Linked DNA regions of Homo sapiens: region 2 is linked to region 1. A link is a contact called in ENCODE Hi-C data. All regions are on one chromosome and are shown on one strand. Each heading gives the region's core, a stretch centred on a gene start or an enhancer-like site at or near the end of the contact. The rest is flanking DNA. Distances are from core to core; before and after follow the strand shown.

Region 1 (3,384 bases), core at 560-3,059:
CACATATGGTTGTATGGATAGATGTAATCTCACCTTCAATGTTTAGCAAATATTTACAGTGAATGAATTAATGAATACTTGTAAGAATGGCAAGTTACAATAGCTTTCAATAGGTTCAGAGGAATATTTAAGTGCTGCAAAAATTAACTTAAAATACCAAGATCAAGGCATAGACCACTTTTCAATCTCATTACCCCGAGTACCATAATGGCAGAAACTACAAGGTTTCATGCTTCTTTCAAATTATCGAATTGCCTTGGAGCTCAGGGCTTTAGTATTTCCAGGTGCTGGTCATCTGCTTTTGACTTGTATGAATCTGAGACTCATTTATCTTTGTTATGGCCACAATTCACCTTGAAAGACAATGGGGGCATCTCCTTGAATAAGAGAAATGGAAATGTGCTTGGAGATGTGAGTCTGGCTGTGAGTGTGTGTGTGCACAAGCACTTTTAAACAGTGATAACAGGTTTGGCACATGTAAGTATATGAGTCATTGAGAAAACATCCTGGATGTTTTTCCCTCTTCCCTCTATGGTATTCTGTGGATACATATTTATCCTTTCAGCCATTTTCCTCTTCTTTTACAGATATCCTTGATCACCTCCTGGGGCACCATTTGAAAAAGTGTGGTCTGGTGCTGCATTTTATGTGCAGCAAAGAACCTTAGAATAATGATTTGAAATAGACACAATGTGCAGTTTTCAAGAGAGGGACTTTGAAGTGTTATTTCCAGAGTTACGGTCAAATCTCTTAAATCGAGTTTTATTTTAACTTATTTTAAAGCTGGACTTTGAGACTCAATGCTTTGGTGAGTGATAGTGGCATTTCCCTGGACTGAATGTGCCATATTTTAATTTAAGACTCTTTTGTGGATAACTTTAATCTTTGTTATAACATAGGAGAAACAAAATAATTTCTTAACTCAGTGGAAGTTACAGAAGAATACTTTAGGTAGAGTTCAAAAATTCTCACTGGGGAATATAGGGTTTGGATTTCTCTCGTTCTTAAGCATTCTCCCAAAATTTGGTATAGAGCCTGATTCACAGTAGATACTCAATAAATACTTGTTGATTCAATGAATAAATGATTTTGGCTGTAAGTAAAATGTCCCTGAGCCTATGACAGGGAAAGCTTTGATTTTCCTTTGTTTAGGTTAGTTTAATGGAGTCACACTAAAGTTTATAAAGATCAATACAATATGAATGGCTAATTGACAAACATTTATATTTCAGTGTTAGGAAATATGGTAAGATTAGGAAAACAATTAAGACAATGATTTATACAGAATTGACTAGTTCAGGCAATGAAAACTTCACAGATTACAGTTTAACACGATTAAACATCACATATAACATACATGTATGACAAACAATGCTTCTGCTTTTGATATTAACATACCATCAATTTTACACATGAAAAATATTGCCAGTTCAACTTTGGGTTATAACATGTATAATTTTTTGATAAGACATTTCAAATTACAACATATCTCAGGCAGCATGCAGGAAGAGTCATTTATTGTATGTTTGTTAGGACACACCTTGCAACAAGCTTCCAGTTTTTGGTAGTTAGATCAAGAATATAGAAACCATTGAAATGATAGTATGGTTGAAATCAGCAGTTGTGTTTACTGGCTGAGAGCATTTCTGGTAAAAATAAAACTCTGAAATCATTCATTAACAAAATGCACAGTGATCATAAACTCAATTCTTTAAAAATTGTTTTTCACAATTCTCATTTATTGGTGATATGGCAGCTGCAGGAAGTCTGAATTCTGAGAGTTGGTTGTACATAACCTCAGGAATTTATTCTTCTGTGGGCTTACATGATTACGACAGAGATGCTTACCCTTTGAAATCACATATAACGATGGTGCTATACAAACATCACAAATATTTGGTGTCTGAGTCTTAACAAATATTATGTTTTTTTTTAATCACAAAGAGACTAGATTAACAGGCAGTGTAAATCACATATATCTTAAGATTTTAAAAATACATTTTATACAATAGGTTTCTAATTTCTTCACTAGCATTTTATTTTGGTGTGTTTTGTCTTCATACTTATAGTCCTAAAGGAAACTATGAATCTCTGGCTCATGCCATGAAAGTCAGTAAGATTGATATTTCCCCACAGGAATATGGCTGAGTGTACATTGAATCACAGAGTCAACAAAGTAACATCTAATTTACAACAGATTACTTTTAAAATTCAAATAAAATCTAATTATTTTAAAAGACATCAGTTTGAACAAAATTATAGGAGTCAAAATTTTTATTTACAAAACATTTGAGTATATTTGAAATGGCTAGTTCTTGCTAACTGCACAACTTAAATATTCTTGGTGCACATAGTCTGTCAACCTTCTGTACAACATTGTTAGACTGCTCAGTTAACTTACATGGAATGGTTAGGTAGGTGGGAAAATTATATGGCAATTTTCATCCATTCAAAGTGCTTGAAAGGGAATGTTTTGATGCTTTTCATATTAGAGAAGATCTGTCATTAATGTTGGTGCCTTTAATTTGAAAAGATTAGCTAAAATTTCCAAAATGTAATTTAGTGCAGTATAAGAATTATAGGAAAGATTGATAAATTTATCATCAAATGCTGGAATTCTAATCTAGCATTATGCAGTTGATCCAAGTCATTGTACCTCTCATTTACAAGGCTTCTGTGTACTACATTGGCTTAAAAAATATTTTCCTTGGTCCTTAGAAATACAAAATATTCATTTTCAAAAGTTAGAGAATGTTAGGGTGTTTCTTACAATCACATTCATAATAAAAGAAGATAATCTACATTTTACAGATCATTAAACAATGGTCTTTGGCAGAAGACTTTATAAATACCTCCACTTTTAACGTTTCGTTTAGGCCATTTTCCTTTTTAATGATATCAGGTATATGGTCACGTGTTCACTAAGAGTAGTTAATAGGAAAATACCACAGATATAAAAATATTTGTTTAGTGCATTTTTTTGAACCTTCAATTCAGAGTGAATCAACTCATTAATACTAGAGAAGATACTTTATGCAAGCATTTCTAACAGTGTTGCTTAAGATCATAATTTCAACAATATGGTCAGCAAAGAGAGTATGTATACCTCTATTCCCCCACAAAATTTTATCACTGAAACACACTGAAAGAATGTGCTGGAATCTTTTTCATTATAATACATTGTGTTTCCCACAAAATGAGTAATATATGATGCATATACCATTATGTGTGTGTGTCTGTGCGTGCACTCGAACGGCAAGTCGTGGAGATTACATTCATTGGCAGCAAAGAATAGAAACGGAAAAATTCAGTTAAGTATTACTGATAAACCACCACTAAGGAATTTCAAAGTGTAGTGAAGTTATTTAGAAATAACCGTAGACA
Region 2 (3,384 bases), core at 511-3,010, 340 kb after region 1:
GAAATTATTCCCATTCCCTGAACAAGGTAACAATTTCTTACATCCAAGTCTTTGCAGATTATTCTGTGTCCAAAACTATTTTGCTTTTTCCTTCTTAGAAGCAAGTTTCAAAAGAGCTGAACACCAAATTATAACCAATTTCCTGAGAGAATACTAGATTCCATTCTTAAACAGTCACAGATACCATGCTAAATTGTCTCTATACATATCAATTATATTTAATATTTCCATTAGCCAGCATTGCTGTTATAAAATGCCTAGTGTTGCTATTTCCATTATAGTCCATGAGAACAGCACCCCTGGAGATGTGCAATGCACAGTACCCTAACAATAATCCTAAATAGTAGGTACTATTAGCCCATTTGGAGGTTGGATAACTGAGGCTTAGATAGGTTAAGTACTTGCTGAAAGTCATACAGACAGTAAACTCCTCAACTAAGACCCAACCCCTGGTCTTTTTCCAAGACTGATATAACTAACTGCTCCATTATATCATCCCTGATAGTGTGTGAAGTAATCTTTGAGAACTATTGGGGTTGGCTTGGACTAGCCCGTTGGAAAGCCTCTTGGCTTCCATGCAGGGTCAGGAGGGCCTAGTTAGCAAAAGTCTTGTGGAAGGTTTCCAATAGCCTGGCTTTTATCTTATGCATTAGACTCAAACAGACAAGCATCAATAACTGTGATGTAACATGAGGGCTAGCATGTTCCTAGAGACAGCTGCCCTTCAATCTGGTCTTTTAGCAATTGCCTGGCAACCTCTTCCTGCATGCACTGTCAGGGCAATCTCCTGGGCCAGCCAAGAAAAAGCCCTGCCCTTTATCCCTTCCCTAGCCCACATCCCACAATATGTTCTTAGCCAAAAGGTCACCAGATGTCTAAAGGTAGACAGGTCAGTAAAAATCCATCATCATTATCAGAGAAAAAGGAAGGGGGCTTCCGGTGTTAACTAAAAACATTACAATTATATTCAAAAGAGAGCAGTATTATAATTTGTGAACAGTGGACACAGCACACTGATGTAGCTTATTGGCAATGAAGCAATTGGAAAGAACTCTCTGGACTTAAATTTCTTTTTCTTATTAAATTAATACCAAATTCAAATGCCCACGAAGATGTGGAATAGATGTTATCTAAATGTGAGTTCCTTCTTCATCCTTTTGTTTTCTTTCTTTCGGGGTCTTTCCTCTATCATCAGATTCAAAGTAGTTCTACTAAACTCTCCCCATTTTCCCTCAAATATACATTTCCATACAAATTAAGCAGAAAGATAAGAATAGAGACTGTGGATATGTTGATTTGCTGCCTGGCTTTCTTATATTCTGCCTTAATTTACCAATACAAAGTATAGGCTGATTTTTATGGTGGATTCAGATCAACTCGTACAACTGTGAGCAGTACTAACTTAAAATATCCATTACATCATGAAATGAGACTTTAGCACAGTATCAAGAATACCCAAATTATCTTCTGATCACTATTTATTTTAAAACAACACACAACCCATCACCCACAGATTACAGACCCAAATGACACTGACAAAGGATGGTAAAAAGATATCCAGCTGTGAGTAGTCCAGCCAGTTGTGTCGGAGGAAGAGGTCACAGCTACAAGGAATAGAAACCCACATCTACAAGAGATAGATCCAACTGCTTTGTAAAGGAAGAGGGAGAGCTTTTGGAGCAGAGGCCTGAAGAGTGGTTGGCAGCACGGTGACCATTCCCTGCTGGAAGCTATAGCCAGTTTTGACTACCAAGGAGGACGTGACTCAGAGCAAAGGCATATGCTGGCATTCCTAACAGCCCAATATATTGGACAGTCATCCTAATGGCATCCTCTTGATTGGCAGCTGGGGTTATTCCAAGGAACTCCTTGATGGCCTTCATCAGTACTTGGAATTCCCTTCTATGTAATTCTTGCTGACTGAAAGACTCAAAGCTAAGCAATTAATCTGTTTCTAAGGCAACATTAAAGCAACCATAAATCCTTATCCACTACCAAGGCAAGCACTTCCAAATGTTTCTAGACAAAGAGATGATGCCAGAGGATGAAGGCTTTTCTCATCTGACCATCTCACCTAAAGTGAAAATTACTGCCCTGGCTCCAGCCTCAGGCTATCAGACCATGGCCAGATTTCAGGAAAAAAAAAACCTCATTTACACAGAGACCCTCTACTAATACCTAATTTTCCCTTCCAAAGAAAGTTTCCTCTCTGCTGTTTAATACTTTGGGACAGGTGCCGAAGGGGATGGGCTATGAGCGGTCACATCATAGGCTCAAGCCTTTCTCTTAAACTCACAAAACAGAAGTCAGGCCCCTGCCTTATGACCAAAAATACCCGCTGAAATTGTCCAGGAAATGAAGAAACTAGGGTGAAGGTAGGCAATGTGGTCACAAAAGGAAAGATAGACTTAGGATATAAAATAACGAAGTTGTTGAAAACTCATGAGATGCACTGTTGGCCCTTTCCCCTACTTTATTTTTCGAGATAGCACTTATTACTTTTTTGTTTTTGTTTTTGAGACATAGTCTTGCTCCTGTCGCCCAGGCTGGAGTGCAGTGGTATGAACTCGGCTCACTGCAGCCTGTGCCTTCTGGATTCAAGCAATTCTTCTGCCTCAGCCTGCCAAGTAGCTGGGATTATAGGTGCCTGCCAACCATGCTCGGCTATTTTTTTTTTTTTTTTTGTATTTTTAGTAGAGACAGGGTTTCACCATGTTGAACTCCTGACCTTAGGTAATCTGCCTGCCTCAGCCCTAAGTGCTGGGATTACAGGCATGAACCACCACGTCTGGCCAGCTCTTATTACTTCTTACATGCTATCTATTTTATTCAATGGTTCTATTTATTGTCTTTCTCTCTTCAAAAGATGCAACTCTCTAAGGGCAGGGATTTTCATTTCTTTTTTTTCATTGAGGTATTCCCAGTTCCTAGAGCACAGCCTGGCACTTAGAAGATGCACAACATCTGCTTATTGAATGAGTAAAGTAATGCTCACAGGGTCACGTGCTGATTCACCAAATCTCCAGTGGTAAACCAGAATCTGGGAAATGGGCCTAAGCATTTGCAGTTAAAAAATGTTGTCTGTGTGAAATGGTTGCACCCTAACATGAGCAGAGTTCAAAATCAGATTGTAAAGTCAATGTCAGTGTTAGGAAGAGAGGAAACACATGATTCAGACTCATGAGCAAAGACTCTTGGGCTGGAAAGACTGATCTCCAGCATAACGAGAGCACCTGGGCCCTGACATTTTCCCCACAACCTGGGTGTGTGTCTTCCAGCATCAGCCCTGGCTTGCTTATTTTATATGCTCTGTTAAGAGGGCCCTAACACTTTGGACATACTCAAGGAAGTACATCTTCCCATCCTTCCAATACAATTAAAAGA

The links. A loop is a pair of places that touch in the nucleus more often than their neighbours do. Pooled maps may share reads with other maps.
Region 2: a map of mammary epithelial cell shows a loop between it and region 1 (2.6-fold over the local background). The contact joins two enhancer-like sites. A Hi-C loop is called at or near these places in 2 of 168 maps with a recorded cell type or tissue (chondrocyte and mammary epithelial cell) and 1 of 50 pooled maps.

Annotation. Positions count from the first base shown.
Region 1 is chr2:40,096,067-40,099,450 of GRCh38, forward strand. SLC8A1 (solute carrier family 8 member A1) reads right to left here. Exons shown (of 11, transcript NM_021097.5): 11 at 1,204-3,384. All of the region lies in intron 2 of SLC8A1-AS1 (SLC8A1 antisense RNA 1), which reads left to right. Among named protein-coding and RNA genes, the nearest start is that of SLC8A1-AS1, 180 kb to the left of the region's middle. RefSeq lists an enhancer at 343-637. Within about 2 kb of position 1,810, at least 3 of the 41 ENCODE cell types and tissues checked have a DNase peak (open chromatin) inside an H3K27ac peak, as active enhancers do; they include mammary epithelial cell, where a contact is called at or near this core.
Region 2 is chr2:40,433,276-40,436,659 of GRCh38, forward strand. All of the region lies in intron 1 of SLC8A1 (solute carrier family 8 member A1), which reads right to left. Among named protein-coding and RNA genes, the nearest start is that of SLC8A1, 17 kb to the right of the region's middle. RefSeq lists an enhancer at 1,224-2,423. Within about 2 kb of position 1,761, at least 8 of the 41 ENCODE cell types and tissues checked have a DNase peak (open chromatin) inside an H3K27ac peak, as active enhancers do; they include mammary epithelial cell, where a contact is called at or near this core.